2 separate regions of the Mus musculus genome follow, and region 1 is linked to region 2. Evidence: chromatin loops called from intact Hi-C (ENCODE). Cell type or tissue: heart. All regions are shown on one strand. Each heading gives the region's core, and the rest is flanking DNA. Links, peaks and the distances in the headings are about the cores only. Region 1 overlaps D7Ertd443e (DNA segment, Chr 7, ERATO Doi 443, expressed). Region 2 overlaps Adam12 (a disintegrin and metallopeptidase domain 12 (meltrin alpha)).

Region 1 (16,149 bases), core at 5,441-13,440, 390 kb before region 2:
TAATTGAGAAAATGCCTTACAGTTGGATCTCATGGAGGCATTTCCTCAACTGAAGCTCCTTTCTCTGTGGTAACTCCAGCTGTGTCAAGTTGACACAAAACTAGCCAGTACAACCACTTACCGAATCTAGAGGAGAGAAACAACTGTATGGGGAAGGATTCTACTGTATTGAGTAACCAACTCAATAATTAATGAGATCCAAGAGCAGAAGTGTCTGAAACAAAGAAGGAGGGATACAGGTTTTGTCATGGCTTGTAATATACCAGAATTGCTATTGGATGGTATATCATGTGGACGTGGGAACATTAAATTTTATATTAAATTGAGGTTAGCATTCTACTTTATCCTTCCGTGTACTAAAAGTAGCCGTGTCATCTCGTTTTGTCTAGGATTACTGCACACGTGCTATAGTACAAATGATCAAATCGCCCTTAAAAACCTGCAGTCTGATGTTACAGAGAGGAAGTTGGACTTCTCCAAGGTAATACATGTTTGTGCCTTCCAGTCAGCTAAAGGTGCTGGACTGCAAAACACAATTGCTGGCCTGTTTCTATAGGCTGGTGGTTTATTTTCTTTACTTAAGTGTTGAATTAATGAACCAGAAAAATCCAACCACAAATGATTAAGGATTTTATAGGAAAGTATAGAATCTATATGTATATTTTAAAGTAACTCTTCAATAAATGCTGGCAATTTGTAAGTTTGTAGTGTCATAGGAAAGTATGATGGTCTACCTCAATTTTAAAGTAGGAGAGAGGAGCCAGACTATTAGGCCATGTACCATTGTGAAGGTCAGGAGGAAGTGCTTTGGAATATAACAAGCTGTTTTAATGGAAAAAAGTGTCAGTAGTGTGAAATAGACACAAAGAATTAGAAGTCAAATTTGTATAATGAAGTGATTCAGACTAGAGAGTAAAGAACTCTACACATAGTGGTTAACATTGTTAGATTATATTCCCTAGGCTCTGTCTAACTGATTTTGACTATTCTGTTGACCTGGAGTGGGAGTCTGGATATTTAACTCTTTGTGCAAAAGCCAAAATGAAGCTTTGGTGCAGAGCCATGCGTCACACACATGCAAATCTTAAAGCAATTACGCTGCCAGGCCCCAGAGTTCTTGTTTCCTTCTTTATTCTGGAGGTTTGACCCTGAAGAGCTTACCTGCTGTGTCTTATTTATATGTTCTTATAACAGATTTAAATGATAAACACGTCTCTTTTTTCATCTCAAAAATGTATATCCTTGATTTAACTCTACAGCTCATCTAGGGGTCCTTAACCCTAATCTCTCAAGTTAAAGAGGATGCTGTTCTAGTTTGGCTTCTACTGCTATGACATAATCATCCTGGGAAGGAGTTTATTTGGATTACAGGTTAAAGTTCACCATTAAGAGAAGCCAGGACAGGAGCTCAATTCGGGAACCTAGAGGCAAGACCTGAATCAGAGTCCATGGATTAATGTTGCTTACAGGCTTTCTCTCTGGTAGTTTTCTTATACAGTCCAGGCCTACCTGCTTAAGCATAGCACTGCTCATAGTGGACTGGGCCCTCCCACATCAATCATTAGATGAGAAAATGCTTCACTGACACATCCATAGGCCAATATGATGGGTCACCTTCTCTATTGACATTCCCACTCCTCAGATGACTCTAGCTTGTGTCACACTGCCCAAAACTAACCAGTGAAGGTACTATTCTGAACCCTAAGAAGTGAGATATAGTTGTTGGTGTTCAAAGCCAACAAAAAGGGGCACACTGTGACAAGAACTTAGCATGCACGGATGGACTTGATTTGTTTCCTGGAAGCAGAACAGGAAGGGGGTGGAGCGTAAGCAGGAGGAACTGTGGTCACTCGGCATGGAGGCTGGGGAAAGAAGAGTTGAGCCCCAGAATGATGGGGGAGCCGCCGGGATGAATTACTACATTCAAAAGAAAGATTTTAGGGCAAGAGATACAGAACAATCTTAGAATGTTTGTATAGCATACGTGTGGCCTTGGGTTCCATTCCCAGCATCATAGAAAGGAAGAACATATTCTAGTTGACCATAGTTCCCTGCTGTTCTCCACAGGGAGCTGGACATTCTCAGCATTATCCAATCGATGATAACACTCATTAGTTTGGTCATTAATGATGATACAGAATTTTGGGACCAGGTGGCCAAATCCACACCACCTCACACACACAGGCACACAGACAGACAGACAGACAGACAGACAGACAGACAGACAGGCAGACAGAGAATATCTGAGCACAGTCACTCTCCGTGGCTGACTCATCTCCTGCAAATCACACCTTCTCAACATCTGCTCTGGAATTGCCTGAATCCATTTAATCTATTCCATAGTGCGACTTTCAACTTCTCCTCCTAACCAGGAGCTTTGAAAGCTTGCCCTGTGTGTGTCATAAGGCCACTACCAAGTGTTGAAGCATCCCACCAGACCCTCACCTGGGTTAGTGCCCTAATATTCAGCCTCCCTCATCACTTCCCTCCCAGGTACATCAAGCCTGCGCCTCTTCTGCCAAGTGGTTGTTTCAAAACTTGGGATATGTTCACTTCTTCTAAAAATATATAAAATTTAAGTTTTCCTGATACTAAAATTAACGAGAATATCATGTAGAGATATAGGAAAATGGGGGCTCAGAGATGGCTCAATCAGTGAAGTATATGCCTCATAAACAGGGAGACTGACTTTAGATCCCCAGCCCCCCACACAAGCCAAGCACAGTGGTGTGTAGCTATAACCCCAGCATCATGATATAGAGAAGGAGAAGTTTATTGTCTAGCTGGCTTGCCCAAATTGCTGAGTTCCATGTTCAGAAGTAGTCTCCATCTCAGAGAGCAACAGACTGTCAACATCTGGTGTCAACATCTGGACACACACACACACACACACACACACACACAGTGTGTGTGTGTGTGTGTGTGTGTGTGTGTGTGTGTGTGTGTTGGTGCATCTGCACACAAACAAATGTACATACACAAGAAAGAAACTTAGGACAATACAGGAATATATACATAAGAAAATATTGATTTTCCTTTATTGATTATCCTTTATTTCCCCTGTGTTTAAAAAGCATGCATTAACAAGGCACTTCAATTTTCATGGTTTTCTTCTTTCATGCACCACTCCAATATGAGCAAATCCTGCATCATTTAAGAGATTTATAATTTTTATTTTTAAATTCTGCAGATTATAAGAGGCAATTGCACACGCTGTGATTTACTAACTGCCTTTCCCCTGTTTAAAAGCATTGATTCTTCTTGGTTTCCAGTGGCTGTGAGGAGGAGGGAATGAGGACTTTTTATTTAATGGGAGCAGAATTTTAGTTTTATGAGATGAGTTCTGAAAATGGATGGTGAGGGCTACAGAGCATTATAGAATGCACTGGACACAGGGAAATGGACACTCAGCATGGGTAAGATGGCAACTCTTATATCTGTTAACCACAATAAAAACACAGGTGAAAGGTTGATTCTAGCCAGCTTTTTACTGCTGGGATGCATGGCTGAACCCTCTCATCTCCAGTGACTGTGCAGAAGGACAATGGCTTTGAGATGAGGAGCAAGCGAGGCTCCCATTTCCCATTTGTTTTGAAGCCCCGTGTCCCCGTTGCTTCTCCACAGAATAAATGCAAGCCTGAACTGCTCTTGCATCCAGGACACTGCAGCATGGGGTTGACAGATTACTCAGCATTGATACTTCTAGGTCTGCTCTGTGGAGGAAGCAGGTATGCAGCAGGCAGAGGCAACTGGGGCAGAGGGTGTCTATGAGGAGATAGATTCCAATCTGGAAAGTACAGTCAAAGGTTGCAGAGCTCTACTGGCAAAGGAAAGAACTGTCTCACCCAAGGTGGAGAAAAGACATATTTCAAAGACAGATCATACTGCATGCTTCTTCTTTGGAGATATAAATTGCTGCAGGAAGAAAGCCATTTTCACCTCAGTGGCTCAGGGTGGGATTGCTTTGAGTATCTGACACTTACCTGCCTCTTATTTCAACTTAGAAAACGATGCCTGCCCTTCTTAGTCATATGCCTTACGGCATAAGTAAAAGCAAAGGCAGTCGATCAGAAGCCCGGAACTCTGAAAACAGTTACCAGTTCTACAAAATCATGCTGGAAACGCTTAAGATAAATCAATCTCTTAAAACATTTAGAAGACATCAACAGCAGCGTCTATGTGCAAGAGGATGAAAACCCTGATCTCAGAAGACAGTGGCCAGGAGATGCTCTGCTGCCAAAGCCAGACTCAAACCCAGCCGGCTCCCGCTCATTTTAACATGCATCACTTTCAAAACTGAAGGTTTCCTACATCCTTTCAAATCAAGTCTTATATCTTTTAACTTTATTTTACATGAAAGGTATCTCCCTTCAAAGCCACCTTTAGTTAACCTTTAGTTAAAAGGCAGAGGGGGGTGTCACCTCAAAGTAGCTTGATTTGAAACAAACTGTACTTTTATAATTTGTCTCTTCTTTTTTGGGGGTGGTGGTGATGGTGGTGGTGGTGGTGGTGGTGATGATGATGATGATGATGATGATGATGTGTGTGTGTGTGTGTGTAGCTATATTCACCTGTGCATGTAGAGGCCAGAGGTTGACATCAGTGCCTTTGTTGATTGGTTTAAACCTCACTTTTGTAGATAGGGTCATCTTGACCCTGCCTCCCTAGCAGTGTTTGTAGGCACATGCTGTTGCTCATGCTGTCATGACCTGTTGTTTTTTTACGTGGGTGCTACAGATCCAAATCCAAGTTTCCATGTTTCTGCAGAAGCCTTTCCCCGAGCAAGCCATCTCCCCAGCCCTAGGTTGCGTATTATATTTGATTATCTATTGGTCTCAGTGAGAAAACTAGAATTGATAAATGAAACTTGTTTTACAGGAATATTGGAATATATGTTGAAAGGTGAAAAGTCCCTCTTTTCTATTTTAATTCCTCTAATTTTATTTTGGGGATCTTTTGTCAACCCTCAATCTAATGATTTTTTTTTTTGGGGGGGATAGTGTCTCCAGGGAGTTAATTCCAGCAGACCACAAGGGTTTATAATACTCAGTATGCACCTGGCCTGTAGATAGGTATTCATTCAATATTTGTCATCCAAATCACCAAGTGTATGGTTTGCCTATAACTGCAATGTTATAGGCAACACCAAAATAGCAGCTATGGGCAAGTCCAATGCGACGTTTCTGATGCTTTGATCACATCAATTATTTACTAATCTCTGCTGAGTCGTGGGAAATGTAAGTTATACAAATGCCTGTAATAATTAGTGTTCAATGTTGACTTCACAAAATCTAGAATCACCTGGGAGATGGGACTTTGGAAAAATCTGTGGGTGTTTCTCTGGAGTTAAGTGATGGGGACTTAATCTCAATTGTTGGTAGCATCATGTCACTGGTGCGAGCTGGGGCCTTTATATTGTGGACACAGTGTGAGGAGCTTCTTTTAGCTGCTGCTGCTGCTGCTCTGTCTTTCCTTCCATGATGGACTATGCCTTGAACTGTAAGCTAAATACACCTACCCTCCTTCCCTTTCTTCCCTCCCTCCCTCCTTCCTCCCTTCATCCCTCCCTCCCTCCCTTGTAGCCTCCCTTGCAGCCAGCCTCCCTCCCTCCCTCCCTCCCTCCCTCCCTCCCTTCCTTCCTTCCTGTTACTTTTGTTCAGGGTATTTTATCACGAAGCAGAAAAGAAGCTAAAACAAGGCTCACTTCAACAGATACCACCATCACACTGGCATCTCTCTTTCTCCTTCATACCTTGCCTATGAAGAAGAGAATCAGACAGTTTTTCCTGGACATGATTCTGACCAGCATGAATTCAGCCAGGAACAGTGTCACCCTGAATAACAAGAGCTTGAGAAATCAGTTCAGAGTCACACATCTCATTATCATTCTCTCCTCTTCCTTTTGATGGAATCAAAAATCACAGTCACACTTTCCAGGCCTCAGGTAGTGAAATGGCAGCTGACTCTTTATATAGGCTCCCTTGGGCCTCGAGGACCTACTGGGATGATGCCCAAGGCCTGTGCCCCCAAGGAAGCCCTCAGCAAATATGTCCCTGAGCTCTGCCTGGAGGAACAAGACTGTCACTGCCAGTATCAGGGTCTTTTCTGTGTGAGCTCCAAGCAGAACTGGCAGCTCTTTATTCCTAACAATACAACCACACTGACTCCAAGACCCAGACTCTCACAGGATCCCGAGACCAAGATTGGGGGCCCTGTGACATTGGAGATTCCAGTACCAGGAAGGGTACCTTTTAACAGACACCATTCCAATCTTTTCCTAGGATTACAGCCATGCATATCAAGGCTTCTCTGAGGTCTGGGGTCTCTGAGAACCATGGCTCAGGATGGGTTCCAGGTTCTAAGTCAGTTCACCCTCTCTCTTCTATGTCTGTGTACCCTCAAAGGCCACCAAGGAGCTGGTTACAAATACAGATTCTAGACTCATCCCAACAGGTCCTGAATTAACTTAAGCCTAGAGATTAAGGTGTTCAGGTATCTACCTCAACCCTGTGAGATTTTTAAGCCCAGGCTATCACTGGTCCAAGTTTGAGGAAACACTGCCCTGCAGAATAAGAACAACACTGCAGGTTCCAAGTTGCGTTTTATTTTTTTTCCTCCAAAGATCAATGTCAAAGGAATTCCCACTGGGTATGATTATACCCATAGCGGGGTGCACAGGAACAATTATTATCAGAACTAAATTTAACTAGGATGGGAGGGACTGTGTACTGTCAAATGGGCTCCAGGTGCACTGTCATTTTCTTGTATGCAAATCGTAGCCATGGGAGTGCTACAGGGAGAAGAGTGGAGTAGGGAGAGTGCCATGGAGACAAGGGAAGCCTGCTGGAAACAGACGCTATAAAAGTACCTGTCTCTAGCCCTCTAGGTTCTACTGATTTGTCTAAGGTGGAGTCATGGGCATCTGGGTCTTGCAAACTACAGGTAATTATTACTCTATACTGTAGCAATAGAGGTGCTAGGAAGGCATCTTCACTCCATGAGGTTGACCTGAACTGCAGAAAAGCCTTGAATTGGAAGGTGTCAGTGTGGCTTAAAAAGATGTTTGAAGTGTTGTCCTTGTCTAAGAGTTGGAAAGATTTTGTTTTTAAACACTGAAGGAGGTTTAAAATGGACTCCCCATGCCCCACCCCCATCTCTGGTTAGCTTTTGAAATTTGTGACTTCTCACATAAAGAATAAATACATTTGTATGGTAGAGGTAGGCATATCTCTGAGTTCAAGGCCAGACTGGTCTATAGAAGGTGCTGCTTACTGGCTTGCTCCTCATGACATGCTTAGCCTAATTTCTAGTTGCACCTAGGAATCCCAACCTAGGGGTTGTATCTCTCACAGTCGGCAAGGTTCTCCCATATCAATCATCAATCAAGAAAGAGGGTACTATGGACTTGCCTATAGGCCAGTCTTACAGAGGCATTTTTTTTTTTTCAATAGAGAGTCCCTTATCCCAAATGAATCTAGCTTGTGTCATTGCAGGGTTGTATGCAGAGTCACATGTCCAGATAGAGGAGAACACTTAGTTATTTAAATATATGAATATTAAATCTGCCATGAAGGAAACACAAATCCTATACTTGTTCTTACATCTTGAGAAAGGCAAACCCAAGCTTTCTTCCATGGTACCTAGGCCTACCCTTTATAGATGCTTTTTTCTTGAGATGGTAGCAGACCAGCTGTGACTCTGTTCACACTCCCTAAATCACCTCCATCAGGGTTGCTAGTGTATGCATGTGGGCTAACATCTTCAACAGTCCACACTCAGAATTTCAGACCTGTGCTCACAATGTTCTAGGTGATTCTAAGGTACGCTAGGGTTTGAGATCTGCTCTTGAATGCTTGTGCACCCTATCGATGCCTTTTGGCTTCCAAGGCTGTAGTTTCTATCATTATTTCAGAGTCTCTGCAATTTTGTGCACAAGGTCCAGAGGGCTCTGTCACACTAAGTGCTGGGCTGTGGTCACATTGAGTGCTGGCCTGGGGTCAGCCTTCTGCAGTACTCATCACACATACATGAAAACACAAGAAGAGACAGATTATCCTTTTTATTCTTTATCTGGTTAAGCATGGATAAAAAAAAAAAAATCACAGTGCCTTTGCGATCCCGGTCCTGCCAGGGTCTTTCTGGGGCTGAGCTGGATGGCGAGTGTCGATGGCCCAAAAGAAACACAGTGAGCCAGGAATCTTGTCAAAGCAGGAGCTCAACTTTATGGCATCAGCCTCTCACTTATTTAAGTTTGGAGCATAGGAAGGGGGATTTTTTTGGTGGGGTAAGATGATATAGGAGGCGGGGAAGGGTGATGGAGGGTGCAGAGGCAGGGCCAAACAGGTCTTGCTGAGCCACCCTGAAACGGAAGTGACTGAGACCGACCTCAAAACTCAAACCAAGCTCGGGTTTGTCCTCGAGGCTCAAACCAGAACCAAAATGGGGCCCAACGTGCCTTATTCTACACGTAGTGATTTACATAAGGGCTTAAGAACTGCTAATTAGAAAGCATGGAACTCCTTGATCATTTAAACGTGGACCAATGCTCCTCATAGAGTATCCCCATGACCTGTAAGAGTTCACTACCTGCATTCCTATGAACTGCTGGAATAATTGAGGTTTTTTGTTTATTTTTTCTATTTTCTAGGAGACACTGGCATCACAGAACACAAGAATGATATCACCTGTGGTCATTTCCCGGCTGATTGATGAAAAGAAATCTATGGAAAATGGAGCAATATTGCCACAAGCCATTGCTCAGCCTCAGCTGTGTCCCACAAAGCCAGCTTTGGCCAGGCGCGATGGAGTGAGCATGCACAGGCGATTTGCTTTATCTCCAGACAGACTGGGAATTTTGACTCCATCAGATGATCAAGGACTGGAGACAGAACCGCTGTCTACAGGGGACAATCTAGGCAAAGGTTCCCACAGCGGTTTCTCGTCTATCACCATTACTGCCCGACGTGTGGGCCCTCCAGCCAGCAGCTTGGTATGGGACACTTTTAGGGACCCACTGTGTCCCAAGTGCAAAGCCAAGGATGCTCTGTTCCAAGAGCCCCCAGTTCTGGCTGGTGATGCCCATCTCTGTCAGCACAATAGACCCTTCACCTGTACAGAGTCCCCCAGCAATGGCTCCGTAGAGGGGATGAAGGTTTTCCAGGCTCACTCAAGGCTGAGTGCAAGGCAGGACTACTGGGTCACCCACACGAATGACAATGAGGACAGTTTTTCTTCAGACAATTCACCATCGAGAAAAGTCCCACTGGTGTTCAGTTCTTGTGTCCACTTCCGGGTGTCTCAGCAGTGTCCCAATGCCATTTACTATTTGGACAAGTCTCTTTCTGTTCCCCTTGAGCGACCTCAAATTGCTAGCCCCAAAATGCACAGGTCTGTCCTGTCTCTCAGCCTCCGCTGTAGTTCCCACCAGTTAACAGCAGATGGAGTAGACAGCTCAGCTAATGGAGAGCCAATCAGCACAGCTCTATCACAGGAACTCTCGGAGGGAAAGCAGGACCTCCTAGGTCCACAATGGGGCCAGCCACAAGGTGGTCACTGGAAGGAGAGCCCAGCATTGGTGCCAGTACATTTGGGGAGTGGCACATGCCCTCGGACTGGCTCCCCTCCACTGGAAAATGTCAAATTTGCAGACGTGGGAAGGAACCAGGTCCCAGTACGAAAGGAGAAAGAGGACCATGCAACATGTACCAGTAGCAGCCACACCAACCAACTCTCCATCCATATTCCCGGCTGGAGTTACAGGGCTGGTGAGTAGATGTTCACCTCAGAAGGTTATCCAATATCAGTGTCCAGCTAAGGGAGGGCTACTGAATTTCTTCTGTATAGCATCATCCCAGTAGATCGATCACATTGAGCATTTGGTCATCTCTGCTCCAAGTCAGCAGTTCATAAATTAGTGCTGTTGTCTGATTAGACAGATGTTCTCAGATTTGTAGATAACAAGAAACCTTCCATCAAGATCCCTATCCCAACAACAGTGCCAGGCCATACAGGCAACCCATAGCAAGCAGTGGCTTCCACAGCTGAAATAGAGTATGCTCACACCACATTCCAGAACAGGATAAGTAGAATAAAATGACACCCACACCCAGATTTTGTTTTTAACTTCTCAGGGGTCCAATGACTATTGAGAGTTCTAGAATCTGAGGTTTTTGCTTTTTAATCCTATCATTGATAAATGTGTTAGCATCAACATTTAAAAACTACACCTGAGTTGTATAATGGTGTGTGTGTGTGTGTGTGTGTGTGTGTGTGTGTGTGTGTAGGTGTGTAGTAAGTACAGCATGTTTCCTAATTGGGAAGTTGGAATGTTCCTTACCAATCAGCAGCAAAAGGAATCATGTGTCCTGGGTTGTGTCTGGAGCATCCTGGCTGGGCTTTGTTGCTATTTCTGCTATTTCAGGGCCAGACAGAATTTCCCAGGTGGGCTTCTCTGAGACCCTTTGGCTTTCGGGAGAGGAAACGAGTCTGTCTTGGAGGGAAGCAGCCCAGATTTCTCTGTCTCTGTCTCAGTTGTACTTTCTGTGAGACTGACTGGTTTATGAGTCATGGACTTTCCACTTGGGGAAAATATTTGAAAGAAATAATAGTAAAACTAAAAACGCAGCATATGCATAGTAATTTTATAGCATGAATTTCTTATCCATTTAGCATTTATTAATAAAAATGACTGTAAAACACTTAAAAACTATAATGCATGTGGAAGTATTAAATGATGTAATTAATTTTAACAAGTGTAGATATATTGGATGTTCAGAGATCTTTAGCGCCAATTCAATATAGCTTTTGGATTGATTAAACTATTGAAATGCCTGCATCAACACACTCATTGCATGCAGGAAAATGCAAGCAGTTGTTCTCTGTTCCAAAGATAAACGCCACTTTTGTATTTAAGGAAGTGCTCAAGCTGAACGCTTCATCCTTACTGATGATGATTCCAGAAATAGAGAGACTGCACTCTATGGTGAACGTGACTAGATGCTCTGTTTCAGAGTATAGAATAATCACTTGGAAATTTTTAAAAATCTCACCAAAGGCTCTTTAAAAATAACCAGATCCCGATCACAAATACATTTCAGGGCAGAGTGGCTTCCCTGTGGCTTTGAAAAGAGGCTGGCTGTTCCTAGGCGGGTTAGTGGAGGTTAGTTCTGCCTCCTGTGGGGCTGACATCCCTCAGAATAGTCATGTATTATAGAGACTGTAAATGTATTTAGAGCCTGGCTCTAAATCACAAGACTGCATCCTATCATTTGGAGAAAGCCGCAGAGGCTCAAAGAATCTGAGCCTCGCTTTCCTATTTTCTAGTTCAATGAATGTGGACAGTGACACAGCCACTCCAAGCTCTTATCCTTCACTCACCAATTAGTGTTCTTGAATGTCTTCAAGCTTAGGTTTATTTCCTATTCTCTATCAGCCCCAGATGGAATTTTTGAAGAGAAGAAGTATCATACGAGCCTTGGCAGTTTCTATCCTAACATCCAACACCACAGAAAACATCAAGGATTGAGGAGCTAGGCAAAGAAATAATTCCTAACCCTAAGGCCAAAAGGAGAGCAGAGAGCCATATGTCTTTTTTCTCCATTAGAATAGGGGGTAATTTATTGTTTGGGAATGTGCCTCTAGTGTGCATGAATGCACATATGTACACACACACACACACACATACACACTTACTCGGCTTGTATACACTCTCACTCATGTATATCTACACTAATTTTCAGTGGGCTACATTTCTTATTGGGTAACGAGAAAGCATCTCTCTCCATGCCACAGAATTCCTGCCTGAAGTTTACAAGCGTGATTGACTAGCTCTAATGATCACAGTCTATTCTGGTACAGGGTACATTACCATCACAGAGAGCATTTGCAAGCTCATCTTCCACCCTCACAGAACCTTTTAGCCTTAACACAAGTACTCTCAGACCATGGCCATGCTCATTAAGACTTGGAATACCTGTGCATTTCCCGTCAGCAACTGGCATTGTATCTAAGACATTCGTGATAGCTTCCTGTGGCTACATACACTTAATGGGCTTCATCCTTCTTACTGTCTGAAGCAAGCTCCTTTTATCGGAACGCTACCCAAGCAGGATCCCCTCTGGGCTCACTTTGCTGATACCTTTGTAGGTGCTGCCTGGGAGAGTCCATAGATAGAATCAAGATAATTTTAGCTGTAATCACTAGATCATTGGATAGAAAGTTCACTAGATGATATTCCTGAGTAAACCTTGAAGATAAGAACCCAGGAAGACTTCTAAGGTATGGGGAGATAGGATACATGCAATTACATCATGAAAAACAGGTAGGTTTCGTTCCATGGGAGAAAACTTTCTAGCAAACATGAGTACTTACCTTTCCTTTGGGACTGAGGTTAGGAGTTGACCCCTTTTTTTGCCTACCTTCTTGGTCTTTGAGGCTTTGTTAGTGAGCATCCTGCTGGTACCGTAGGGGTAAACATCATGCAAAACTCTGCCCCTATTGTGAGGGAAACTTTCATCACTGTTACCACCCTATGCTCATGAAAAATAATCATGGTACATGTTGTTAAAATCCCCAATGCCAGATCCTGGCTTGTATCCATTATTTTCAATCTTCTAAACAATTCTGTAGGGAAAGTCTCAGTTACGCCTATCTTGTAGACAAGACAAACAAGGCTTGAAGAGAAAACTTACCTAAGTCTCTGTATCCATTAAGTGCTAGAGCTATGTCTGTGGATCCTGTTGTATCCTTGCCAGTGATAACCCTGGGCAGAGTAAGGATGTTGTGGTACCCAGTAGTGGGCCTGTCTCCACTGTCACCATAGAAAGTGATATTTAAAGATGGCTCAGGAGTATCTTCTGGGGTGGTGACTCAGTGGGCTACAAATGGATTTCTGATGAGCTGTAATAAGTTTAGTTATTGATTTAGTTAAAGCTCATTATCTTGGAGCCCCTTCCCTAACCCCAATCCTGGTCTCTGGGCCACTCTGTGGGATTTTTAATATTAATCTAAATGATCCTGACCTGAGTGTGTGTGATTGATTTATCATTGATTCTGATACATTAACTATTACTTAATTCATTTTGTATCTGTGATTCATCTCTAAAGCTCTTTTCCTTTCTGAGACATCCATGTAGACAAAAAGCAAGATACAATGTTAGATGCCATTGGAGAAAAGACTAAAGAATATGATGTCCTGTTCTGTGGTAGGCCCATGGCCAGTGTACATACTCAAAAGCCTTGCTTCTCAACCTGAGGGCTATAAACCACTTTGGAGGATGCACATCAGATATCCTGCATATCAAATGTCCATGTCGCAACTTATAACATTAACAAAATTACAGTTATGAAGTAGCAACAAAAGAAATTTATGGCTGGGAGTCTCAACAACATAAGGAACTGTATTAAAGGGTTATAGTGTTAGCAAGGTTGAGAACCACTGCTCTAAAGGCATTAGTATGAGTGGCTGGAAGGAATAAGCCCCTGCCAGGCCACTGCATAGATACCAAATCTGCTTGTCTTCCTAGGCATGGGATGTGCATAGAGGTCTAGCTTTACTTTTCATTTACACATCAGGCTTACCTGAAGAGAAAATGCCTCTTGAACTCAGCTCTCTCATCACAGAGGACTTATTTCCACAGGGCTCAGACAGCATGGGAAGAAATGTTATTTTGCAAATGTATCTCTACCCCCAATAATCTAGAATTAAATGAAGCAATCTTTTGTTCTTTCTTGTCTTTTCTTTTGCCTTCACTAACCTCTACCATCCTCCTCTTTTTTTCCTCCTCTATCTCCCCCTATCCCCTTCCTTCTCTTCCCTTTCCTTTTATTCCCCCCTCCCCAGTCCTGTCCTGTCCTGTCCTGTCCTGTCCTGTCCTGTCCTGTCCTGTCCTGTCCTGTCCTGTCCTCTTATAATGGAAAGTATGCTCCTCCTTGCAGGCTGCATACGTTGTATGGCATTTACTCAGCTCTATTGTTCTAGTGGAAAAGCACTGTGATCCATAGATGTATACAGCTGCTGCCAATAAAGTTTTATGTACAAAGGCAAATGGTATGATGGACTTAGCCTACCTATAATTTGTGACCTTTGATCTAGAACTACTTGACAGTGTTGCATCCTGTGTTCTTGGAATTAAGACTCTGTGGTGGAGATCAATGGATAGCCTATATCCTAAGGTGTGCTTGTGAGAATGACCATGGATTGAAGAACGATGAAGGAGGGATGAACAGATAGGAAAGTACACTTGGTGTACAGATAAAATGAAGGTCACAGCTACCCCAGGATCGAGAATGGCTCTTTAGTGTTGCTCTGAGCTGGAGCAAGAAGGCTGGGCCTTTCTTTATCCCAGGGAGTAGATGTGACCTTGAATAAGAAGCCATAAGAAGCCCTTGCTTGCTTGTTAGTCTCTAAGGTGGGCTAATGAGGGGTATTGCCCCAGAGTGTGCCATGCAGTGCATGTAAGAGCTGGCCACCCTGCCACTTTTCACTGCACCTCTTATCACTCAGAAAGGAGTTAGGAGTCTTCCTGAGTTCCACCTAGGACAAGACTGCAAGTGGGCTATAGACTATCATCTTCTCACCCATGTAAAGATAGCAGTGAATATTCTTTCCTAGCTAAACTCTGCTTGCTCACTTAGGAGCACACTGGACAATTGTGAGAACAGACTTGGACTGGGGACAGTGGTGAAGGTGTTGCAAAGTGTTTAGACCCAGAACCATGTTTTTTTTTTAACGTTTTTATACATTTTAAATAAAATATTAAGTATTGATAATTAAAATAGTATTAATACTTTGTAACAATTAAAGTTTTGAAATAATTAAAATAATTGCTTTACTTTCTCCTTATTTTTCCCTCTCAAACTGATAACCTCTTTTTCCATAAGTATTGTTGTTTTACACACACACACACACACACACACACACACACACACACACACAATGGCAATATCAGTGGACATGTTAACTAGGAAGGGAAAAGTCTCAAATCTCAGAGGGTCACACCCCTGGACTAGGGAATAAAGGGAATACAAGGAACTGATGATTGCTGAGAAAGGGAGAGCTAGCCTCTGCAAAAGATAAGCCCTCCTTTTGGTTGTTCAGGACAAAGTGGTCAGCCCTGAAACTGCATATACACAAGCAAGAAAAATGTACTCAGCAGAGGCATGTTTTAAAGGTGAACCAGCAGGACTTGCCAGTGGACCAGATGGACTGTCATCTGTAGGGACTGGGATGTCCAGCATTGTGTATATCCATCTGCATTTCCTAAGGTTGCTCCTGTCTGCAGCACTTCTCAGTGAGATGAGAACTAACACTATAGCGACAACTTGTACAGCTGATAAGTGGTGTATGGTCATGACCAAGTAGGGTAGTGTTTTCTTACCTTTTCTGAAGCAAGAATAATTGGGGAAAGTGGGGTTTTGTTTGTTTTATTAACTATAACTTGATCCAGAGGGTGTTTTAGTGTGCATAAATGCACAAGGAAACTGGAACCACATCTCACTCAACATTTTGAAGAGAGGTGTCAGCAAACAATGATTCAGCCCAGTCCCACAACCATTGATGTTCATTTATACATTGATGTTCATATATACAATGTCCTCTTGCTACTTCTATAATAGTGACAGAGCTTGAGTGTTGGAAAAGAAACTGTGCAGCCCACAAAACCAAAATAGCTGTCACCCAGGCCTTTAGACAAAGTGTGCCACCCATGCTCAAGGCTAATCTTTGTATAATCTTAGGTCACTTGTCAGCAATAACTTTATTAGTTCAGTAGGAGAAGTTGACCAGATGGTTACTTGAATTCTTTCATTGGAGAAGGGATTTTTTGTCATTGTAGCTGTCAGAAAAATTATCAGGGCACTTCTCAGAATCAGATGGGATGATGTCCAAGCAAAGGGAGGTGGATTTTTTGTCCTCTACCCCTTCACACCATTGACTCTAGAGCTGCCTCTTATCTTTTGACTAAAGCCTGACAAATTCCCTCTTGTTCTTTTCCTGTTTCCTAAACTATTCCTCATGGCCACTAGCCCAGATCCCCTTTATTGTTGGCAACAAAGTCTGTCACTGTATGCCAGTTACCATTGTCACTAATGATTGGGGCACCTGCTAAGCTCTAGCACCTTCTGGTACCTCCATACCAGAATTCCATCTGG
Region 2 (16,149 bases), core at 2,812-10,811:
CAAATACAGTCTTAACATTTTAGTGCTTGAGGCTGAGATTAAGAAACACACTGAGATAGTTGATTGTTATAATTAGATTCATGATTAGGTTGAGATTCCAGATAGGAGAATGCCTTCTGGAAGTCCCCTTCCCAAAGCTTCTTCCCTGATGCCAAGGCTTGGTGGGTGCTTGCTTGCTATACATTAGCTCTGGAGAAGTGATCGCTTTTCTGCCGGTTTCAGTCTCAAAAGCTATATTGGCAGAACACTTTGAAGGATTCTGTGTCTGGCGATGATGAGTTACACAGGAAAGCAAATTCTAGCTACAACAGAAAATCTCCCAAGCTGCCTCCTATGTTTCCTTTTGCAAACAGTGATTCCTGGTAACTTCTCAGCCTTTCCATCAGCAGGCATTGTTTCAAAGGAACAGCTCTTTACAGGAAGCAGGCAGACTACAACTTATAAATACAAAGTAGCGCCTGGCCGCTGTCTGAGTCTGGACAGCAAAACTCTACAAGAATTATGGGGCCATCTTGCAACTGGAAAAGTAAAGTGTAATGAAAAAAAAAAAAAAGAAAAAGATAAAAGTCTCAAGTAAATACCCCCTCCTGGGGCTGTTTGAAGCATTGGTCATTCCCTGACAGGCCTGCCTAACAAGATTTGAAATGTTGGGAAATGCACCCGTACTGCGTGAGATTGAAGAAAGTTCCTTCCATTTGTTTTTGCAGTGGGGTTTATTTCCAAGGAACCACCATCGGCATGGCACCCATCATGAGCATGTGCACTGCAGAACAGTCTGGAGGAGTTGTCATGGTAAGCTAAAGATGTCTGGGAGATGTCCTCCCCGTCTAATGACTTCCCCAGGAAATCTTCTCTTGTCACACTTCTTGAAGCCAGCTCCTTCCCATGGATGCTTTCTAGATTTGCCTCTAACTTTTACTCTACCCATATTTATGATGATTTATTTTTCCACGTGTCAGGGACAGTTTAAAAGACACAGATGGTCTTCAAGGAAGGCAGACATGGAAGAGTGGCCCCTTCTGTGGAGAAATATTTCAACTGGCACTGTTGGTCAAAGTATCTTGATCCAGGAAAGTTTCCTGATGTTGGGATGACCCAGGACATGGGGGTTGTCCCCAGTGCTCAATTGGAAGGAGGGAGGGGATGGGAGGGATAGACTGTGGTCTCACCAAATGTTGCCACTCAAGTGATTTTTTTGATGGTTCTGCCCCCAATCCCAACAGTCAGAAGTTTGAGGTTTTTCACTACGTACCATTGCAAATGCTTTCCATACCTTCTGGCCAGAGCACAATTTGTCTTTATCATAACCTTATTCTTGGAAGGCAGAAGGCTGGGTTTATTGCTTTGCAGGGCTAACTTTGTCATCTACGGGGCTCTATATGTTTGTAGAAGGAAGTACAATGAGAAGCATGCTTGAGATTTCTTATGAGTTTAATGGAAGGGACTTAAACTTGCTGCCCGACAAGGGGGCTCCCTCCCAGTCTAACCCTTCTGAAAGTTCTAGAAAGGATTCTCATACCAGATTGTCCCTTGAGAATCTAGTGCCCGGCATGGTACCGGCTCTCAGACAGGGAGTATCCTCAGAGCCTGTCCCTCTGTGTCCGTTAAATAAATACACTCTTGCCCTCCCAAGAAGCCATGACTCCCTTCCCACCCTCCATATAGAGCTTCCTGAGTTGTAATAAAGGGGGGAACCAGTTACATTCTGCTGAGTGTTATTTTCTCTGCATACTGCCTAATCTAATCTTCCTAGGGACGGTACATAAACATTTTCCTCCCGTCTGGGAGCGGTGGTAGGTAATTTATGCAAGCATGCACTGCGTGGGCAGACGATGTGGAGGGCCTGCACCCATTCGCTGGATAGCTGGCTTGAACCGGCTCCTCTCAGGTTTCCTTTGAACATGGAAGCCCTGCCGGTGATCTCCACCATGGAAGTCACTGGAAAGTTTGGGTTTTTGCTGGTGCCAGGTTAATTTCAAGTCAGATCACAGCTATGTTTTCATAGAACAGATTGTAAAGTTTTAAGAGGGAGTAATTTTCAGTTTCATGGTTCCATGGTTTAAGTCGCTACTGACTTTGCCACTTAAAACTGGGCACAAATACGTTTAGGAGCCAAAATGGAATTCTTCATAAGCAAAGCAGGTCCTGCCCCTGCATGGGGCTGAAGCATCCCGTGTCCCACATGACAGGGTAAAGGACCTGTCAGCCCATATCCCTTGCTCTGTTTTCATAGAAGTCATTACCAAGTGCCCCTCCTTGAAATCATGCAGAAAAAAAAAATCAAACTATTTTGTTTTAAATATGTGAAAGGAACATGAGAACAAATGCCACTTATATATCATGCCAGGAGAGTCAAGTCAGGTCCAAAGCTAATTCTCGAGGGAGGTGGAGAAATGACTCAGCACTGAAGAGCCCACAATGCTGCTCTTCCAGGGGACATGCATGGGTTTGGTTTTCAGTACCTAAGGCAGGGCAGGTCCTGACCTCCTGTAACTCCAGTTCCAAGGCATCCAATGCCTATCTCTGGGCTCCACAGCCATGGCACTCATGTAGGCAAACCCCCACACAAGACACAGGCATATACACACTCAATTAAAAAATAAATAAAAATTTTAAAGAAATTAGTTTTACCAACTAGATGGCAGAGAAAGTCTTTCCACACCCTGTTTTTATCCCACAGAGAAATACTAAATAGGATGGAAGTTCCCATCACACAACAGCTTTAACTTCTGTAGGATTCATGAGACAACAGGACAGGCTGTTTCCTGTTCAAACCTAAGACATCAACACTAGCTTTCTGTTACTGTGTCCTGAAGTTGGATTCATGTGTATTAGCTGTGACCATCGCCATACCCAAGGGCCCTCAGTATAGAGAAACAAAGTGGTTGACAAGAAGGGGGGGGGGGACCTTTATAGAGCTAAAAATATGATTTCTAAAACCATTATCCCATTTTTTTTCAAGAAAAGTCAATTATTGGCTTTAGTAATTTAAAGCCATGCCTTTGTACCTAACTAACCTTAAAATAAATGTGAATTTAGGCATGGTATCAAACACACAAAAAAAGGTTTTTTTTTTTCTCCCCAGTTGTAAGCAGTTATAAAGGATTTATCAGTAGTTCTTAAGGCAAATTCTAAATTATCAATTATGCATGATGTAAAACAACTCAAAAAATAATGATAAAACTGATAGTTCACCGGACAGAAAAAGAAGTCAGCAGTTTCGTATTCTGGAGGAGCGACTGCCTTCCCTAATGCACATGATTAAGAATTGATTTCCTGAACCGTAAAATCTGTAAGGCTTCTACAACAGGAGACCGTGAAATGTAAATGTAGTCACAGAAACACACCTTTATCCCGAGTCCTCAGGAAGACTGGAAAGAAGAGATCTTTTTCTAAAACACAATATCATACTCTCTTTGGACATGTTTTGGGAAACCTGTTATCACTTTCCTGGGTAACACCAACCAAAATTCAAGCAAGATATTCTTTTGCCCTCAAGGTATGAACACCTTCTCCAAAACTCCACACACTGGCAGAGTTTCTATAAACCGCATCAACCAATTAACCAATCTTGGATGACGCTAACTGTATTTTTAGTTATGTTTAAGTATCTACCTGAGCCAAGCTATCCAAGAAGGATATTAAGCTGTTGAGCTGGAGGTGGTGAGCAGTGCTTGGTGACTGCAAAAGGTCAATGTAGATCCTAGCCGCTCCATCAGAGGATCGGGGCTTCTTTCTCTGTGTCCAAGGTCAACTTAAAGGGCCAGCAGGACTGAGACATAACTGAATTGTAATGTTAGTTCAACCAACCTTCCAGTAAATTCCGTCACAGGATCAGCTATTTCTGTAAGTTGACAAGAACTTTCCCAGAGTCATCCCCTACCGGGCAGAAAGGAAGAAGCAAAGTTAAGGTTAGCTGTTCAGGGTTGATTTGAAAACATCTTTCATTGAGCACCCTCTTAACCAGGCAGCCGGTTCATTCTATCATTAGACATAACTTTTTGCCTCTCTCAATGGTGTTTTGCAGAAGGGAGATCAGCAAAATCTTCACATATAATAAGATGGCCCTCAGAAGAAGAACCCCCAAGTGGGCTTAATGAAATAGGCCAAATTACTTCCCATGGTCAAAGTTAATAGCAAGGTTTTCTGTATTGGGCCTTTATGGGGAATTCAGTTAAACCAAGTGTTAAGGATGAACAACTGCCAAGGGGAGGGAAAATGGTCGAGAAAAGGCCACGCAGATGTGAACTGTAAATCTCTGCTCTCGTCTGTTCTTTGAGGACCATTCAGACAGCCCCCTTGGTGCCGCAGTGACCTTGGCACATGAGCTGGGCCACAACTTCGGGATGAACCATGACACACTGGAGAGGGGCTGCAGCTGCAGAATGGCCGCAGAGAAAGGAGGCTGCATCATGAACCCGTCCACGGGGTAAGTACCAGGCTCCAGTGGCCTGAGAGTCGGCTGTACACGTGGTGGATCGTGTGCCGAGAAAGAACTTAGCCAAAGAGGATAACGCTCCCCCCCTGCCCGGTTGTCTGACTAGAGAATCTGCAGAGGTTTCCCGAAAGAAAGCCATGCACAAGTAGCAAGAGTGGACTGTGTGCTCTTGGGAGTCGTGGACAGCCAGCTTCAATGGCACAAGGCATAACGGCTGGCCTCTTCTCTGGGAAGAAGTGAGGATAGATGCTGTTATTTACAAATCACAAATTATCCCACAGTCTCACCACATGTTTCTGATTTGAGCGGAGTTTCAACTGACATTGACCAGAGGAGCCAGGCTTCTGAGGGTCTTGAGAATCCACCCTTCAGAATTGAAATGTGTCCTAGAGGGTCTGCTTCTAGAGCGTGCTAGGGAGGAGGTGCCTTCAATTCTGGTTGGATGGAGATGGGTTACCGTATCCCATGCTAACAGATCACTTCGCCCGTCCTTTGGGACTTGAATGAAATGACTTTCTAGTCCCACTATGGAAGACCTTGAGTGAGGTAGACACAGATGCCCCTGGGAGAGATTCAAAATGCAGATGTCCTCTGACAACTCGGAGAGTCTGTCCCAAACTGGAAAAATCAGTGGCAGGCTGATGTAGGGAAGCTTAGAAAGAAGAAGCCCATGGTGTTTATGGTCCCTTGTCCCCTTATATTAAAATCTGAGAGCCTGTAGTCACCTTTATCATGGAGCTTCCCTAGCCAAGCCTGCTGTATACATTTGTTGAACTTGAGGCAGTAGGAGCAAAAAGTGTTGATGGGATGATCTAACTGGGCTCCAGATAATTGTGCTCTGCGATGCCTTGCTGTCAAGGCAATACCATCCTGGGAGGGAGGACACTCACCTGTGAGCTTTAAAGTTCCAGAAGAGGCGAGGATTGCTGAAGTGTGTAGTCTTGCCTTTGCAAACCACATGGAGAGGGGTTCCTTACCAGTTTGTAAGACACCAATAAAGTCTGGGCTGAACCCCACAGCCCATATTAAAGCATTGCCACCTCATGTCAGCCTCTGCTCTGGTGCCCTGCATCACAGCAAGTCACCACTGCTTCGAGTCACCCTCACTGGCACTCAGACTCTGCAGGGGCCACCTCTCCGGCCATGCTTCTGCTTAAGCGTAATTGGGTGGAGTCACAGAGACCTTGGCTAGTGATGACAGGAACCAAGAATCTGACTGAAAGTGAGAAGAGTTTAAAGCAACACTATCAGGGAGCTGTAAGCATGGCCCACCCTTGGCCCACAGGCTACATGCAACCTAAAATAGAGATGAGTTTGGCTCAACACAGAACCGTACACCCACTCAAAACATGATGAGAAACTTCTTTTTGCAGTTTTATTTTTACAACTCAATGGTGTCGTTCTCAAGTGCGAACTTTACAGATGGCATCGTGTCACAGTGTCAACGGGTTAGGATGTGCCTGCTAGAGACTAATGAGTGTTGCTATCTTAAAGGAAGGCTGGCCACCCTAACACATAATGTTCTCTCTATACAAATCCAAACAGAGGGGAAGAACCAACTGAACAGTTAGGGAAAGGAGCCACCGCTTAGGATGTGAGGTTGGTCTTAAGACCTGCCTGCACCTTCTGCCTCACTATCCGGGAAGCCTGGATAGTGCCAGTTTCCCTGGGTAGCATGCCCCCAAGTGGCTCAGAGTGGGACTAGCAGGAGTTGGCCTGCAGCAGGGTCATCTTTATCTCTTCTCATTCTTGATGAACTCATTCAGAGGACAGATCTCATGCTCTCTGCGTTTCATCCCCCTGATTATCCCACAGGCACTAATACATCCACCCACCCACCTCCAGAAAAGGTCCCCACTGGCCAACCGACTGTGTTGCCAGCTGACATTGCACTAGCCTTTTAACTTTTGATAAGAGGAAATGTAAGAGGAGAGTCCAGCTAGAGCTCTCTGGGTTGATTGAATGAATCATGCCATTCCAGTTCTAACCTGCTTGTTCGAATGACCCGATTGTTCTCATGCCCACAGGCCAAGGAGCAGGCCCTGGGCCTTTCTGAGCCTTGTTAAGCAAAATACCTAAGTCCATCTGTATGTCTTTTCTGCCTCCCAGCCAGCCACCCACTTATCATCTTGAATAGAAAGCACTGTTTGAGGAAGACCCTACAGCCCTAAAGATTATAGACATCTGCAGGCATGCTCTCTAGCACTCTTGGGGTCTTGTGTGAGGTCTTTCTTGCTGGCAGGTGTCCACAGCAGTGCTGAACCATGCTGGCCAAAATTACCCTAGAGCTATCTGAACACCTCAGGTAGAAATGGCATTGTTAAGAGCTCAGCAAAACATTTTGAAGTCTACACACACACACACACACACACACACACACACACACACACACACATATACACACATACACACATACACACACATACACACATACACACATACACACACATACACACATACACACATACACACATACACACACATACACACATACACACATACACACACATACACACATACACACATACACACATACACACACATACACACATACACACATACACACATACACACATACACACATACACACACATACACACATACACACATACACACACATACACACATACACACATACACACATACACACACATACACACACACACACACACACACACACACACACACACACACACCAGGGGCTTGCTAATAGCCTTTATTTGATTTATTCCTTATTAGCAATGTCAGAGTTTTCTCTTTTGCTGAGCTTGTGTTTTTGGGTAAATCTTTTTCTATTTGGTTCCCATTTATGATGATCCCACATCCTTGCCCAGAGAATGGTGTTCTTAATTTTCTCAGATGGAGAGCAACTTCCTAAGCAAGTGGATGAATTAATCACAAAAGCCCATAGTGAGGGGGAGAGCCAAGAGGCCCAGACAATCCCCCGTCATCCATCACCTAGGGTGGAATTTCCCAGGCTGATCCAGCATTATCTCATAGTGGTAGTTCCCTTGCCTCATGGGGTCCCTGGGAGAGAAGGGGGGTGGATTGAATGAGATCATGCGCCTCTGTAAATTATAAATCACTCTCCAAAGACAAAGGAGTATTAGTGTCATTTAGTTCACAGAGACAGCAAGCACAGAAGTTGGATCTTTTTCAGAATTCCCATTGCTCAGTGGGTAGGACCTCTGGTTGCTGTGGCTGATTTTAAACTGATCCAAATACCAGTCTTCCTCTTGACTTTTTCCTCCCTGCTGATTGACCTATGGATGGCTAGTGTTTAAAATGCTGGCTAATTGAAGTCTGAGCCTGAAGGAGACCCAGAAAGAGTGAGATTAATATCAGATTTGATAGTAAGGGCTCAGAATCTAAAAGAAACAAAAATACCAGAAATGGACTAAAGGGTATATCCTGTAGAGAACCTGGTTTTCCCTTAACATAGTATTCCTGTATCCTAACTCTAAAATCATGGTCCAACCCTCACCTGTGACAAATGGAACTGGAAGGCCTGTAAATACAAGCATGGAGCCGAGTCCTGTGCAGAACAGAGTGCCTGACTTCCTTGCACACAGCAGCACTGGCTAGAGGGCGTTTCCCTAAGGCTTGTCTTATTAATTACCAGGAGGCCATGAATGAGTGTGTTTTATGTCTTGAGACTAAGTACTTAAGACCTGCCTTGGATATTACTCTTTGACGTGTGTGGTGTCTAGAGGTATGTGTGGGAGTCAAACTCAGCAGTGTCCATCTGTGAAGGAGCTCCTTGAGGTTCTTGGTCTTTCTAAGGTGGGTGGAATCACCTCGAATGTATTGATAGCAATAAGGATAGAGGGGTACTGAGAACATTTGTAGAGCTAGCATGATAGTAAATATAACTTGCTACAGTGGGAAAAATTAAGATTTACATTCAAAAATAGAGTTGCTTATTTCTCTAAATTTTACAGAAATTGTATTATTGAGAGCTGGGCACTTAGGCTGTCTGAGAGGAATGCACCAGAACAGGCCACACATTGTGCTCTTTGATGGATGTTGAGTATACACCCATAACAGGACAGACTCATATCTGTTTGGTTCCCATTATGATCCCACATTCCTATCCTAAGAGTGGTGTTTTTAATTTTCTCAGATGGAGAGCAACTTCCCAAGCAAGTGGGTGAATTAATCACAAAAGCCCCAAATGATGGGAAAAGCCAAGGGGGATTTGTTTCATTGTGGTAGAAACAGATGAGAAAACCAGCCAACAAGACTCCTGCAGGTTAGAGTTTCATAATTGGTCAAAGTGACTATTTAATGCTCAGCCATAAGTGAGCCATGTACATCAGCCCCTCTGAGGCTCAGGGAACACCAATGAGTGAGAAGTGGAAAGGATTGAACAAGCAGGAGGGAGCTGGGGAATGGTAAAGATCGCTGACGTCTGAGCATGACGTGGCTCTTTCACTCTTGAACTCACGGTAGTTGTGATTGACTGAACAGCATCTGTGCCATGTAGCATCCAACAACATCCTGCACGTGGAATAGAAGAGGCTCATGGAAAAAAAGGAGGAGGAAGAGGAGGAGGAGGAGGAGGAAAGGCTCATGGGACCTTGGCCCTCCCTGGGGTTTTATTGAGGTAGTTAATGAGGTAGATGAAGGGGAAAAAAGGCATTTTCATTAGGGGTGCATCTACAGATAAGATGTCTTTGATATAAACAAACATTTGCCCACACCCCCATACACCACCCTAATGAAACTCACTGGGTCACTAAACAACAACAGCAGCAGCAAAAAGAAAACGTTCAAGTCCAAAAAGGGTTACTTGGGACAAGGAAGGAACAGGGGAAGTTCTAGGGGTAGAAGATGAAGGGGGTAAGTATGATCAAAATATGTACATATATGAAAATGCCATAATAGGTGGGGTAATGCTGGCACATACATATTGTCAGCACTTTAATATCAGCACTTAGGAGGCAGAGCAAGGAGGATCTCCCAATTCAAGGCCAGCCTCATCCACATAGGTAGCTCCAGGACAGCCAGGGCTGTTCCATGGGAAAACCCTGTCTCTGTCTCTCTCTGTCTCTCTCTCTCCCTCCCTGTCTCTGCCTCTGTCTCTCTGTCTGTCTCTCTCTGTCTGTCTATCTCTGTCTCTGTCTCTGTCTCTGTCTCTCTCTCTCTCTCTCTCTCTCTCTCTCTCTCTCACACACACACACACACACACACACATACACACACACAAAGGAAATAAAAGAAAATGTCAGAAAAACGTCATAATAAAATCTATTATTTATAATTAACATATACGTGGGGAGATGGCTCAGTCAAGTACTTGATGTATAAGCACTGAGGACCTGAGCTCATATCCACAAAACCCAGTGATAAAACTGAGCACAGGGCTAGAGACCTGTAACCCCATGCTGGGTGAGTCCAAGTCCCTGGCACCTTCTTACAAAGCTAAGCAGAGTATCTGGGTCCTATAGTCCTAGTGCCAGGGAGATTCTAGTAATTTCTAAACAGCTAGTCTGGCCAATTGGCAAGCCCAGGCTCAGTGAAAGGAACTGTAAAGTACACTGGAGACTGTTTGAGGGAAATACCAGTGTTGACCTAGATAACCCCATTCACATGCATGCATGTACACTCATACATGTATCGAATGACTTGTATTTCATAAAACATTCATGGTAGCAGGGAGACAGGCAAGGGATCTGGAGGTGACAAGTTGAAAGAGGCAGAGTTCTGAATAGAAGATTCTGTAGGCATGGATGAGGGGTATCTCACCCCTGAGCATCTTATCTACTTGCCTGAGTAGACCTGGGTACCACAGCATCCATCGGTAGGTACTTGTAAGTCCAAGAGAGTGCTTCTTAACCTTCCTAATGCTGTGGCCCTTTAATACAGTTCCTCATGTTGTGGTGCCTCCTCAACCATAAGATTATTTCATTGCTACTTCGCAAGTATAATTTTGCTACTGTTACTGATCATTAATGTCAATCTCTGATATGCAGGAGATCTGGTGGGGGGGGGGGGTTGCAGCTCACAGGTTGAGAACCACTGCTCTAAGAGACAGAGAGATCTTCAAACCCAATCGTGGTACTACATTTCAAATCTTCCCAAAAGTGACAAATAATTTAATTCCCCGTGTACAGAGAGCCAGAGTTGGAAGGGAGCCAGCTGAGCATGCATGGGGAGCAAAGGTCAGCCTGAGTGCCTTAAAGGGATTGAGCAGAAGTGAGGCCGTCCTCTCCCTGAACGTTTCCAGCTCATCCCAAGCTACAGAAATTCTCTTTGAAGGGTTTGCCTGAAAAAGCGTGTCAAGGGAATGGGATGAATAGTGGTTTCCTGCGAAAGCTCCCAGAGGCCAAGAGTCATCGACGTAGAATAGACACCCCATCAAAACCCACCCCCTTCCAAATTCTGAGCAGCTGTGTAAGATCACAGAACACTCTGAACATGGAGGGATTTGCAAAGATGGGGCTGAAAGCCCTTATGTCTCTGCATCATCTCATTTGAGGATGACAGGGCTGTGGGGGTGGGTGGTTCTCACTGAAAAGTTTTGTAAAATCTTCATTGGATTTTTTTTTCTCAAAGTGTTGAGATAAATGATGGAAATCTTTATCCACGTGAAAGGAAAAGGGGTAAGGGAAAGCCTTAGTAACAAAAGGAGGACTCCAGGAAGATGAAGTATGACTGGTCAAATCAATTTCATTAGCCAGCTGGCATCCTTGAGTCAGCTCCATCCTGATTTTAGCTTAGGAGGGAATGGCCTGGAGGGAAGATAAGCACACTGGGAGGACCTCATTAGTGTACTGCATGCTCCTGTTTACTGCCTGGGTAAGTAGATAGTGCTTACTGGAAAATAAAAAGGGTTGTCTGCAGTTAGTGCAGACTTCAAATACTGTCTGGTATGTATATAGGGCTTAGCAGCATGGCCTTTTCTCTCAGGCTGGACACTGTATAAGCACTGCTCCTTGAGCTTCCAGCCCAGGGGAGATGACACAGGAAGTGTGCCATCTACCTCCATAGATGGCACTTGTGCTGTCCTGGGTCAGGGAAGAAGACACAAGTGTGTCCATTTTAGAACTAGAGGAACTGGTGCTCAGAAATCTAACAAGCCACCAAGTTTCTGTATCATCCAAGCAGAAGCCCAGGGATCTAAAGCTGTGTTGCCTCCTAATATTTTCGCCACATGAAAGTCACATCCATATTTGGACTTTTTTGTAAGAACAAAGGCCCTTCTCAGGACAAAGTATCCCTACTGCAAATTCTGGGAGGCAGAAGACAGACAGCCCCATTTGAAAATGGTTAGGTCTACAAAACTTCTTCGAATTGCATCACTACAGCAGATGTAATTGCCTGTCATGGCCTCTCTAATCCAGCACTTTATCTGTAAAGGCATTCCAGCTGATGTTCTCCTGACCCCATTCCCTCCCAGGCATGAACCCCACATGGCTTCCTGCTCTTTCTAGAAAGTGGTACAAAGGTTTTTACATGAAGGCAAAGGTAACTCCTGGGTCTCTCTACAACTATGCTATCCAGAAGGAACCATGTTATGCTCCATAAGGTCAGACATTTGTTTTATCCATTGCTGAATCCTCTGCCCCTGAGTAGCACCCAGCGTGTACTAGAACTACTATTTCCTGAATGACAGGGTGGGTGTGTTGGTGAGCAGATTGATGGGTTGGGGGTAAGTGCATAGATATAAACTGATGCATAGATGGGTAGTTGGGTGAGTAGGGAGAAAGTGAGCAGGTAGGGATGGGGTAGATGGTGAGTGGGTGAGTAGATAGGTGGGTAGATGAATAGATGGATAGGGGGTTGGAGTGATGGTGAAAAGATGGGTGGGTTGGAGATTTGTGGATGGTTGGGTGGTGGATAGGGGAATGAATGGATAGTTAGACTGACAGGTTGGTAGATAGGTAGATGGATGATGGATGGGTGGGCGGCAGATAATAATTGCATATGTAGATGAATGGATAAGTGGCAATTACTACACAATCATTTGTTTCCTATTTTAATGACTAAAGCTCTAGAGGAAAACCTGTATGACCATCATCATTTTATCAAATTTAGCATTTGTCCATCCTCCATTTTCCTTTTCTGTGTGCACCACATCTTTTTTGTTTGTTTGTTTGTTTTGTTTTGTTTTGTTTTTTGTTGTTTTTTGTTTGTTTGTTTGTTTGTTGAGACAGGGTTTCTCTGTATAGCCCTGGCTTTCCTGGAACTCACTTTGTAGACCAGGCTGGCCTCGAACTCAGAAATCCACCTGCCTCTGCCTCCCAAGTGCTGGGATTAAAGGTATGCACCATCACGCCTGTTTTTTTTTTTTTTCACCACAACTTTATAAGCAGGATTACAACCACTTACAAGAATGGACTCGATACAATCAGTAGAAAAACTTACAAAAACTGAAAGTAGGAGTTGAGTAAACACCCAGGATGAAAAGGCCAAGCCTGTTGCTATTCTGTATGCACTCCATGGAGAGCGAGGAGATGAGAGAAACTTGCTTTGCAAATGCAGAGGGTCTTCCCAGTGGAGCTTTTCCTGGAGGTATGCCAAAAAAACCATGTACAATCTAACAGTTCTAGAACGTATAACCAAAACCCCATCACCCCAACTAGACCTCACTCCACTGAACAAAGAACTCTGGCGTCTTTCTCATGCTGCTTGTCACAGCCCTGAGAATGCAGACACACTCAGCTCCCTCTGATAAGTGAGAAGACTGCAGGTCAGGGAGGACAGAGGCCCAAGCTCCTGGCTCCAAGCCCAGTCCTTTGCCCTTCACCAGGTGCCAGCGAGCTTTAGGGCCTCAAGCTCTCGGGACTTGGGGATGAAATAGAGAGTCTCTCACCATTCCTGTACTCCCTGGTGGGAACCCATGCAAGAGACAACTAGCGGGACCAGGACGAGATGTGCACTGATTTTTGCCATAGCTGGGGGTTCAGAGTTCTGTTATGGCTGCCTTACCTAGCAGGTCTGACGCGAAGCTCCTTTCTCCTGAGAAGCATGGTATGTGCAGGTGTGTCTGCTACCACAGCAGAAAGGAGTCTATTACATGAGGCGTATAAATTGTCCCTCATTAAGCACAGCACCGGTTCATGTCTGTCAGCACCCAGCCCTGGAGAGCCCCACACGCAGAAGCTTTTCCATTTAACCGAATGTTAAGCTGCTCATCTGACACAGACAGAGCCTCTGCCGAACCAATGGGAGCCTCTGAACACTGTGTTCCTTGCCACTGGGTCCTTGGCTTCCAGGACCTCACTTCTGGAAGGAACAGCTATTCTGTGTAGAAGTGAGACGGTGGCAGCATCCAGAAGCTTCCTGTGTATGATTTAACTCACCACAACTCACTTAGTGTCCCTCTATTCAAATTCCTGGGGAATTAGATCCCCACTTTAATTAGGTTCCAGTGAGGAACATTGGTCAGAGCTCACATGTTTAGCTCCATGAACAATTATGTTCAGCAGATGGATTCTTCTGTGCCCTAGGTGCTTTCTATTAACCACGACCATGTACTACCGAGGCGAGGACATGCTAGAGTCTTCACCGTAGCCTGCATCTTCCTTAGCCTTCAGTAGCCCATCTAGCAGGCCCATTGACTGGGTCAGCATTGGTTCTGGTGAAGTCACTGCTGTTCTTGCAAGAATATAAAGATGCGGTTCCCATGGTCTTCACTAAGGTCTGGTCCATCCTCTGAGCCAGTGTTCTTGGTGTCCAGCCAATATAGCATCAGGTGACAGAATGGGCTCCGTCCATGCCTCCCTCTGATCTGGAGTGATCAGGCTATCCTGCGGGAAGCTAATTCAAGACAGAATGGATCACAAGTTGGTTCAAATGAACCCAGGTGTACTGAGCCTTGTTCTCCACGACACCAAACTCCCTCAGGCAAGTGCTTCAAGGTGCAGTTTGGAACTGGAGAAGACCCCAGGACTCACCTTTATCTCTCTGGCTCCTAGGTGCGCCAAGGCACTCAGGTGACTGCCACTTTCTACAAATAGTACCTGCATGCCCCCCTCCACCCAGCCCCTTGTGTCAGGTCCTGTCTGAGGAGCCTCGTGGCTTGTGCCTGGGGTTCGGGGGGAAGAAGCTCCTGACAGCTCTCCCAGGCCTAGAGGATGAAGAAGATGGCAGGCTTCTGTTCAAAAGCCCTGTGTTCAGTCCCAGCTCTGCATTCCTTCAGTCCCAGTAAGGCTCCTCGCCTCTCTGAACTCCCGTTTCCTCAACTGAAAAGCCATAGTGATAAAATTTGACTCATGGGATATCAAGGGGAGGAGTTTTATTAAGAAAATGGTGGATACTGTCAGCGTTTCTAAGCCCCCTAAGTGTAAACTCATAAGTTTACATGGCGAGCCTATCAGACCGCTGAATGAAAGCAAGGGCGATCAACCAGGGCACCAACATCACCAGCCAACCCAACTGAAGGGCCCACTTGGTCGCGCCTGCGTTCTATGCCTGGAGATGAAAAGGTTTTATGCAGAGGTGCAGTTGCAAAAGACCTGAAGGCTTTTCTGACAATGGCCCTGGAATCTGAGGTTTAAAAGCTGACTGAGGTGAACCCACCCAGTTGTGACTTCTTGCACTGTCTCACTGTAGGAGGACCTAAGTCCTGTAGGAAGAGAACTTGCAGTGAATGCAAAACTGGTTCTTTCATGGGGACAACATAGGATTGGCTCCACATTTCAAAGGACTGGGCTGTTTCTTAAAGTCTATCTTTGCATGTTATGTGAGTGTGGCCCACAGTGAGCTCCATGCCTGGAGAAAAGATGGGAGGACTTGAGGATCTTGCTCCTGGGAGATGAGCTTCAGGGGAAATAAGGGGAAAGCTGTAGGAAATTGAAAACAAGGGGAGGCTGGTAGTTGCCTTCTAAACAATGTGTTCTTGTACCTGGTCTGTGGTTGGTTGGCTGGCTGGCTGTTTGCTTGGTTGCTTGCTTATGCTTCTGAGCCCTGTTCCCATTTGCTTTTAGAACTCAGAAGTCATTTTGTTACCCAGTATGGACTAAAGTGAGAGAGTATGTAACTCTTCTTCATTTGGCTTTGCAGTTTTACAAGGTTGCTGTATTCTGGCCACAGTTAGGACAGGTTGCTGTATTCTGGCTACAGAGATAATGGATTCTGTACCATCTCTGAATGTTTCTAAGCCCAAGGCAAGGCAGTCAGAGGCATCTTTCCCTAAGTTGCCTTAGGGAAGATACTGTGAACTTACCCCTAAAACTTTGGGGGATTTGGTTGGAGTTCTGTTGTCTTCATCCTTAGAGTGGGAGGTGATGAGCCCCACTTTATAGATATATAACTGAGGCTCGAAGTAGTGCTAACAGGCAGGTACTCAGACATCTTCCCGCTGGTTTTCTTCCTCCCCACCTGTTCCATACCACACCTCCCAGGGGAAGGACATACCAGATCTGCTGTGCTGTGGCTTCCATCTCAGTCTGCAAATAAAATGTCAGTTGGAAGCTCCCAGCATCTTATTTTCCAGGAGCTGTTGAGTAGCTCTTTACAGTGATGTCATTTCTGCTCAGTGAATATGTGAGTTTGGAGTTTGGTTGTAGTTGTTGGGTTTTCTGGTCTGGGGTTTTGTGTTTGGTATGTATAATCTTGCCTGGAGAAGACTATTGTCATGCTCAGCATCCCTTAGTTGCCCATAGTTCTTGGTCTAGAGATGGATCCCCTTGAGATTCCCCATTTCTTGTCAGCATGTTAACTGTTATCAACCTTGTTCAGGTCTTAGCTAAGCAGCCACATTA

The links. Peaks named below come from ENCODE experiments on the same cell type or tissue, not always from the same donor. Only the 100,000 strongest peaks of a DNase experiment are listed, where the experiment ranks them.
Region 1: a loop joins it to region 2, with 4 times the contacts of the local background. A loop is called at or near these places in 3 of 42 quality-filtered maps.

What each region holds. Positions count from the first base shown.
Region 1 is chr7:134,342,327-134,358,475 of GRCm38, reverse strand. It overlaps D7Ertd443e (DNA segment, Chr 7, ERATO Doi 443, expressed), which reads left to right. Exons shown (of 9, transcript NM_001199941.1): 2 at 390-481; 3 at 8,648-9,764. Among named protein-coding and RNA genes, the nearest start is that of D7Ertd443e, 14 kb to the left of the region's middle. In heart, for the core only: a CTCF peak has its summit at 9,428; a DNase peak (open chromatin) is centred at 9,465.
Region 2 is chr7:133,949,364-133,965,512 of GRCm38, reverse strand. It overlaps Adam12 (a disintegrin and metallopeptidase domain 12 (meltrin alpha)), which reads left to right. Exons shown (of 23, transcript NM_007400.2): 10 at 708-792; 11 at 4,281-4,429. It overlaps Gm51500 (a long non-coding RNA gene), which reads right to left. Exons shown (of 3, transcript XR_003946886.1): 2 at 15,803-16,149; 3 at 12,064-14,203. Among named protein-coding and RNA genes, the nearest start is that of Gm51500, 24 kb to the right of the region's middle. In heart, for the core only: a CTCF peak has its summit at 6,135; no DNase peak of the experiment used is centred there; H3K27ac peaks cover 246 bases.